2 separate regions of the Homo sapiens genome follow, and region 1 is linked to region 2. Evidence: read pairs that join two places in POLR2A ChIA-PET (ENCODE). Cell type or tissue: B cell. All regions are shown on one strand. Each heading gives the region's core, and the rest is flanking DNA. Links, peaks and the distances in the headings are about the cores only. Region 1 overlaps LINC-PINT (long intergenic non-protein coding RNA, p53 induced transcript). Region 2 overlaps LINC-PINT (long intergenic non-protein coding RNA, p53 induced transcript).

What was found. Peaks named below come from ENCODE experiments on the same cell type or tissue, not always from the same donor. Only the 100,000 strongest peaks of a DNase experiment are listed, where the experiment ranks them.
Region 1: POLR2A ChIA-PET joins it to region 2 with 8 read pairs; 4 of 35 experiments call an interaction of 5 or more read pairs at or near these places.

Annotation. Positions count from the first base shown.
Region 1 is chr7:131,074,606-131,079,000 of GRCh38, reverse strand. All of the region lies in intron 2 of LINC-PINT (long intergenic non-protein coding RNA, p53 induced transcript), which reads left to right. Among named protein-coding and RNA genes, the nearest start is that of LINC-PINT, 33 kb to the left of the region's middle. RefSeq lists a cis regulatory region at 51 and an enhancer at 1-123. In B cell, for the core only: no CTCF peak of the experiment used is centred there; no DNase peak of the experiment used is centred there.
Region 2 is chr7:131,014,458-131,018,852 of GRCh38, reverse strand. The region is part of intron 3 of LINC-PINT (long intergenic non-protein coding RNA, p53 induced transcript); the gene reads left to right. Among named protein-coding and RNA genes, the nearest start is that of LINC-PINT, 93 kb to the left of the region's middle. In B cell, for the core only: no CTCF peak of the experiment used is centred there; no DNase peak of the experiment used is centred there; H3K27ac peaks cover 768 bases.

The DNA of each region.
Region 1 (4,395 bases), core at 80-4,079, 60 kb before region 2:
AAGGAGAGCTTGCTGAGCAAAACGAGAGAGGGTCATGCAGAGGACTCTGGGACACTCCAACATTTAAAGGGCACACTCGGGAAAAGAGCCATTTAAGAACAGTTTCAAAAGGAGAGATAGCCACAAGAGGTCAAGCTGAGATGAGCAGGAATACGAAGCCATTGGAACAGAGTGAGACCCTGTCTCAAACAAACAAAAACAACAACAAAACTTTTTCAAAAGAATTTGTTGTAAGATTTTTAAAAATACCAAGCACTTTTCAGTATGTGTGTGTGTAGCGGGGGTAAATATATACATAACATAAACTTTACCATTTAATCATTCTTGAGTGGTTTTTTTGGCATTAAGTACATTCACATTGTTGTGCAACCATTACCACCATACATCTCCAGAACCTTTTCACTTTCCATGATTGAAACTCTGGCTGGGCGTGGTGGCTCACGCCTGTAATCCCAGCACTTTGGGAGGCCAAGGCAGGCAGATCACGAGGTCAGGAGTTCAAGACCACCCTGACCAACATGGTGAAACCCTGTCTCTACTAAAAATATAAAAATTAGCAGGGCGTGGTGGTGCGCACCTGTAATCCCAGCTACTCAGGAGGCTGAGGCAGGAGAATCGCTTGAACCCAGGAGGTGGAGGTTGCAGTGAGCCAAGATCACGCCACCACATTCCAGTCTGGACGAGAGTGAGACTCCATCTCAAAAAAAAAAAAAAAAAATTCTGTACCCATTAAACAACTCCCCATTTCCCTCTCCTCCATCTGCTGACAACCACCATCCTACTTTCTGACTACTCTGGGAACCTCATACAAGAGGAATCATACAATATTTGTCCTTTCGTGACTGGCCTGTTTCAGCGCAACGTATTCAAAGTTCATCCATGTTGTAACCTGTCAGGATTTCCTTCAGCATCTTAAAAATATAATTTGAATATAGTTTTTTTTTTTTTTTCAAGAAACCAACTATTTACAACCATTACAAAGTCCTACGATCTGCCACATCAGTTTTACACAGGGAAGGGAATTAGAAGAAGGGAATTCACGTCAATCACAGACATCCTGTCGAGCATGTGTCAGGTGCCACATTGGTTCTAAGTGCTTCATCTAACTCATTGAATCTCCGTAACAATTCTGTGCAGTGACATTATTTTTCTCATTTTACAGCTGAATAAACTGATTTTCAGAGAGTTTATGTAGCTTGTGCAAGACCACACAGCTGGCAAATAACTGAGCCAGGATTCAAATCCTGATCTTCCCAATACCCAAGGCCATGCTCTTTTTAGGACCCTTCAGTTCTCCCTTTAGTCCTTTCTCTAATTATGTCACTCTGAAGGAGTCAAATCTCTTTGCTTTGAATTTAATGAAGTTGTGCTTTAAGGTTTTCCTGGTGTTCAGCAAATATACAAGGCTCCTCATGACATTAAACTGCTCTTATATTGTATTTAACCTTTTAAGAACAGAATCAAGCATTTGCCAAAAGTAGAGAATTAATTGTGTAACTAATTAATTCAGTTCACATAGTTATTTGTTTAATGTTGTTTGATGTGTCTGTCCAACTTAATATTTATCTGGGGTCGTTGACAGAACTACGTTGATTTGTAGGATAGGTTTCTGAAGGAAAATACTTTTTTTAAACTAAACAGTTTCTATTCTAATCACAAATAGGAAAGGAAGAAACTTTTTAAAATGAAAAATATATAACCACTCATTTTTGAGGATCTCACAAAAACAAAGTATTATGCAAGTAATCTGAAGCCAAAAGCCACAGGCTGAGATTTGCCATGCTGAAGGTTTTTTTTTTTTTTTTTTTAATCTACAAATGTTTCTTTGAATTCTTGAATGCTCTATCCTGTGCCAGTGAAAGATGTTTTTCTTTAAAGATCTTAGCAGTGACTGACATATCACTGTTTGAGCAGATGATCCTGAGAAAGTAACCAAAGCCATTTACAGAACAGGCGTTTCTGTAACTTGGGCCCTTTACGGAAGTAAGCCAGTGGGCTTGCGTGTTGTTTGAAGACTGGGCTTATCTTTGTTCAGTGTTTTGCTTTGAGAGCACGACTGACTTTGAGTTTCATCTGCACTCTGTGACCAATTGTGAGACAGACCCAAAGTCTGAAGTTTGTGTTGACTTTAGAAAGTCATTCTCTGAAGCCTTTTTTTGGAATGAGTTTAAAGAAGGAAGAGTACCAAAAGCCAGGTCCAGTCTTGTAGTGGATGTTTTGGAAAGAAAGGATCATGGTTCTCTGGGACCATCAGAGTGGATCAGATTACATTCTAATGTAATGATGAAAACAAAGAACAATAAATCAGAGGGACTCTAAAACATCCTAAAATCTTCCCTCAGGCAAATAATACCAAATCTTCGAGGGTGGATAATTGTTTTCTCTCCATTTTCTTTTTTCTTTTTCCTTGCAGATTGACAGAATTAAAAATTTGACAAGCCCCATCAGTGGTTCATTTAAGTGTTTTGGTATACAGGTGATTAGAAACTATAAAATCTCTTCTGCTTTATTTTAAAGCTATTGTCTTGCTCAGACTGCGTAATTTAAAGGCAACTGTGTTAATGTCTGTGGTGAAAAATTTCTGATCCTAAAAGTCATGGACAAAAAGGGGGCATTTGCCTACCTAGTGTCAAGGAGCTTAAACTGTAATCAGAAGTCCATGCATTATTGTTTTATTCAAATGTAAAGGGAAGATGAATGCTCAAGATACCGCAAAGGATCTTCTTAAAATATGCAATTTGTGTGACTCTTGCTGAGTCAGATGAGTGGGTGATGCTGGGCAGAGCTGTAGAAGAAAACTGACTTTCAGCAAGGAATAAGAATCCATGCTAAACAGTACAGAAGTGAGGCTGAGAATATGCTCAAGGAGAGTGCGGTGGTTGGAATGTTTGTCCCTTCCAAAACTCACGTTCACATTTAATCCCCAGTGTGGCAGTATTGAGAGGTAGAATCTTTAAGAGGTGATTGGGTCATGAGGGCTTTGCCCTCATGAATTGATTAATCCACTCATGGATTAATGGATTAACGGGTTAGTGGATTAATGGGTTGTCATGGGAGTGGGGCTTGTGGCTCTGTAAGAAGAGAAAGAGAGAGCAACACTCAGCCCCCTCGCCATGTGATGCCCTGCACTGCCTCGGAGTTTGCAGAGACTCACGACCAGCAAGAAGGCTCTCACCAGATACCGTCTCTCAACCTTGGACTTCCCAGTATCCAGAACTGTAAGAAATAAATTTCATTTCTTTATAAGTTATCCAGTTTCAGGTATTCTATAAGCAACAGAAAATGGACTAAAACAGAGAGGGAAGCCTCTGGAAGGGGGAAGCCTGAGTGGTTAAGTGGTGAGTCCAGCAGCTGAGGAGAAAACTTTTGACCTGAAAGGACTAGATCTGGGACCCAGATGGAAAACGACTTCCTCTTTTTACCTTGGGGTTTGAGAGAGTGCTCAGCCTGGGTCTAGGAGTGGAGGTAGACCAGCCTAACAGAAAGGACTGAGTCCAAGGAATTGCTAGCCAGAGGGAAAATAAAATAAAATCATGGAAGGCTTGGGAGATGCCTTTTGATACTTTAAACCAAGCTTGTCCAACCTGTGGCCTGCAGGCCACATGTGGCCCTGGACAGCTTTGAATGCGGCCCAACACAAATTAGTAAACTGTCTTAAAACATTATGAGATTTTTTTTTTGTATGATTTTTTGTTGTTGTTGTTAGCTAATCGCTATCATTAGTGTTAGTATATTTTATGTATGGCCCAAGACAATTTTTCTTCCAGTATGGTCCCGGGAAGCCAGAAGATTGGATACCCCTGCTTTAAACCTACCATGATAATTGGATACTGTGAGATTTTTATGTGTAAAATGTAGTCCAGATGGATAGCATTTGAATTCCCAGGATACATAGCAGTAATTTTTTTGTTTTTCATAGCAGTAAATTTTTTGGTGTTTTTGAACAAACTCGAAGTCTATTATTCACTGCGGAGTACCAAGTAGGATTCTCTCATTAGCAGATAAGAGAAAGCAAAATATTGTGTCTTTACAGGAGAAAACTATGTATTCAATTAAGATAGGGTGACAAAACCCAAGTGTGAAACCTACTAGTGGGGACTGGCAGAAAGATACCCTATTTAAACAGTGTTCTGTCCTTACGTAACGTTATTCTCTAATTGGCATCTCTTAGAAAATGGCTGGATTTGGCCCACTTAGTTAAGTAGGTCCAGGAGGGGCAGAGACTTGGAGTTTATTCATTTTGGGAGGAAGCCCAGAATAGTCAATAGAACTAAAGGTATGACGATAGTGTTAGGTGCATGTCCTGTAATGTAGTTGGAATCCTAAAAACTGGGATAAGTTTGAGGTGTAGGGGTTACCCGATTACAATTTATCCCTGGTTTTTGTCTTCATTGT
Region 2 (4,395 bases), core at 68-4,067:
GTGCCATGTCAGGTTGTGATAAATGCTGTGAAGAGGTGCAAAGCCAAGTAGAGGGATAGAGAGTCACGTTTCGCTAAGTCTCCAGGCCTCTCCGAGCAGGTGACAGTTAGAGGAAGAGCGTTCCAGGCAGGGGGAATCACACCCTGGGGTGAGAGAGTGCTGGGCAGGTCAAAGGAGCACCTCTGTCAGCCCTCGTGTCACTGGAGCAGAGTGGGCAACAAAGGACAGAGCATTTGGAAATGGAATTGGAAAGGTACCCAGGGGTCAGTCCATGCAAGCCTGATGGGCTGTGATGGGCAGTTTAGATTTGACTCCCAGTGGCCTGAGAGGCCCTTCCTGGACAGGGGAAAGGTGTGTTAGGACTTTTAATTGTAAAGGGTTACTGGATGCTATGGGGGCAGCGGGAGTGTGCTGGGGACAAGAGTGGAAGTGTGGTGTGGCCCAAGTGAGCGGGGTGGTCCAGGTGGGTAGGTGGTGGCTGAGACAGGGTTAGTAGCATTGGGAGTTGGAAGAAAGGGTTAGATTGGGGATGTTGAAGATAAAGCTGGTATAATTTGTTGATAGCTCGGTTGTAGGGTATGAGAGAAAGAAGAACCAAGGATAATTCCAAGACTTTTAGACTGAACAACTAGGTAAAGGGAAGTGCTATCTACTGAAATGGGGAAAGTGAGGGATGTGCAAGGTGAATAGGAGGAGATGTTGGCAGGTGTTCCATGAAAAAAGGATTTCGTAGTCAAATTTATTTTGGAAACATGGTTCTAGAGCATGACCAGGGGCTGGAGTAGAGGTGGCAGAGGTGGCAGAGAGAGGGCTGAAGAAACCCATTTGTCTTTATCCCCCTACTTTCACCTCCTTACTACTAATATTCCTACCAGGGGTTGCTGTATGAGGGTGTAATAAGGGAGAACAATCAGCTAATTCCACTATTTCAGCCATTTGTCAGTTTAGTCAAACAATGGGTTGGTGATATTAATTGACCATAATCATAATGATTGCACCCATTGTCCAGATAGGTCCAGCCACTGTGTTTGATTGAAGCAGAGCAATCAAGTTTCCAGTCAAAGTCTCTTGAGGAATTTTTTCACCACTGCAGACAAGGAGCATAGCATTAACCCACAATGTTGAATTCCAGTAGGATGCTGAGTGAAAGTTCCTTGTGGGGAATATGGTAGGAAATAGCAGAACAAGATGAAAAAATATTCACAGAGAAAAACTCCAGAGCAACAGCTGGATCTGTGGCTGTGTTGGAAACATAAAGTGTTGGAGAGGTTAGGCGAGTTCCCTCATGGTCCCTAGGGTTCAGGACAAATTCTACAAGGCTTGTTAGGGAAAAGGAAATCTTACAAAGCTTGGTTGAGAACAGGGAGGAAGGCGGTCCACCAGGGCAGTTCTGTGTGACTGATGGAATGTTGCCCCTGACATTCATTCATTCATTCATTCATTCATTCATTCATTCATTATTTGAGACAGAATTTCTCTCTTGTCGCCCAGGCTGGAGTGCAATGGCGCGATCTTGGCTCACTGCAACCTCTGCCTCCTGGGTTCAAGTGATTCTCCTGCCTCAGCCTCCTGAGTAGCTGGGATTACAGGCACGCACCACAACACCCAGCTAATTTTTGTATTTTTAGTAGAGACGGGATTTCACCATGTTGTCTGGGCTGGTCTTGAACTCCTGACCTCAGGTGATCCACCTGCCTTGGCTCCCAAAGTGCTGGGATTACAGGCATGAGCCACTACGCCTGGCCTTATTTTTAATAGGTTTTTGAAGGCAAAATCCACATAACATAAAATCAGCCATTTTGAAGTGAATAATTCAATGGCATTTCAGTACCTTCACAATGTTGTACAGCTACCCTTCTGTCTAGTTCCAAAGCCTCTTTATCCCCTCACAAAAGAAACCCTGTTTCCATTAAGCAATCAGTCCCTATTTTTCCCTCTCCTCACCCCCTGGCAACCACCCTAATCTTTTTTTTATGGGGAACAAGAAAGCAGCTTTGACCGTGGGTGAACATAAAGGCTGCTTAGGATCGGGATATATGGATTTGGGATGGCTGTTTGCAGGCATTGCTTGGGAATGCCAGCATCCCTGTACCTGGAGACCTCAGTATCTGTGGGAAACCCCGGTATCCCCACACTCAGAGTGGAGGAAGCCACTGGGCTTGTGGGAAGCTGAGCTTGAATATGACCTCTTCCACTGGAATAAAGTGCCTTTGGCTTCCAAAGGAAAGAGCTGGGAGAGGCTAGTTGGTTGAGGCAACCCAGAGGGAGCTTCTGGGACCATTTTAAGGTAGTTCAGCTCCTTGCAGCACAGCAATGAACAATGAACAAGTATGGTTAAAGGTAACAAGGGAAGTGTCATTTCCAGCTTGCCTAGCATGGATTTGGCACCTCCATTCATTTGTTGGGGTCATCAAGAGATTGTGTAAACATGAGGACTTTGAATCACTAGTACATTGTTTCACACTGGAATTTATAATAGCCTAAGGTCCAGATACTTGGTTGCATATCTGCTTGGTTGGAAATGCCATTGTTCCAGCTATTCAAGAACCAGGCCAGGCACGGTGCCTCACACCTGTAATCCCAGCACTTTGGGAAGTTGAGGCAGGAGGATCACTTGAGGCCAACAGTTTCAGACCAGCTTGGGCAACACGGCAAGACCCTGTCTCTACCAAAACAAAACAAAACAAAACACAACCAGATTTCAGATGCCTAATGTTTCCATAGTACTTATTAAGCTAAGCGAATGGAGTGGAGAAAAATACAGAAAGGAGAAGGAATCTTTGATTTTTCCCTTTCTCCTTCTGTAATGGACTGAATGTTTTTGTCTTCCCCCAAAATCCCTATATTGAAGGCCTGACTCCCAATGCGATGGTATTTGGATGTGGAACTTTTGGGAGGCAATGAGGTTTTCATGAGGTCATGTAGGTAGGGCCCCCATATTGGGATTTGTGTCCTTATAAGAAGAAGGGAGACCCAAGTGCTCCGTCTCTCCCTGCCTTGTAAGGGCACAGCAGGCCAGGAGGAAAGCCCTCACCAGGAACCACATCTGCCGGCCCCTTGATCTTGAACTTCCAGCCTCCAGAACTGTGAGAAATAAATTCCTTTTGTCTGTGTCACCCAGTTGATGGTATTTTGTTAGAACAGCCCACGCTGGCTAAGATACCTCCCCTTTTTATCTGTTTGTTTAATGCATTGTACATGCCAGTTGTACACAATTAAATAAGTAGATCCAAGCAACACAGTGGTATTTAAAGTAAGTAAAAGTTTATTTTCTTCCCTCCAGTCATAATCCCTGGGAGGTAGCCATTTTAAGTTTGGGGTTTGTTTAGTCTTCTCGCACCATCTCATAAGGTAGTCATTAGCCACTTGTGGCTGTTTGAATTTAAACTAATTAAAATGAAATATAGTTAACCATTGAGTTCCTCAGTCACACTAGCCATATTTCAAGTGTGCCATGGCCACATGTGGCTGGTGGCTGCCGTGATGAACAGTGCAGACATAGAACGTTTCCATTCTTACAAAGTGTCCTGTTAGACAGCAGTGTTCTAGAGGAATTGTATTCCTATACAAACATATACACTGACATGGTTGGCATAACATTGTACATACCGTTCTGCAGTTTGTTTTTTTCGCCTAACAGGGAAACTGTTAATTTAGTGTGATCCACATGCAACGTCATGCCAGGAAAAATGTAAAACAGAATGCATAATCAAACATAGAGTTTGGGTAAATTAAAATTATTTTAATTTCAAATTTTAGAGGTAATTGCAACATAACTTGATGCTTGTTCCAACTTTAACTAAACAAATTATTTTTGGAACTGGTCCACTCAGCCTTGCATATGTTAAGAAAGACAATTCTTAGGAGATGTGCTTGGGCGTAATCTGCTAGGCTTACCCTATATATTCATACACAGTTCCTGTTATTCCTCTGTTTTATAAGAAGAGTTGGTATCTTTTTCTGACTTCCCACAATTCAGTGACCGCTAGGCACATGTGGCTATTTACATTTGAATCCGTATTTTAAATTAAACTGAAACATTCCTCAGTTGTACTAGATGTGAAGTACTCCTTAGTCCTTTGTGGTTGGTAGCTCTGGTGTTGGATAGCATGGATGGGGACATCTCCACTGTTGCAGAAGGCTCTGTTACACAGTGCCGCACTTGGTTCAGTTACATCTGTCGTTAAATGCAGTGACTTTCCACAGGAGAGAGATGGGAGAAGCGATAACTCCCAGGGAGGACATCGTGAAATTTCTGTGATTGGATGGAGAGCTTGCATCTTCATTCCCTTCCCACTTGAAGTTCTGATGCTTTTCTCGGAAGACATGTCTTCCAGCTGTCTGTTGAGAATTAGTGTTCCATAGTAAGTTAATTGTGGGAAAGAAAATTGGTGC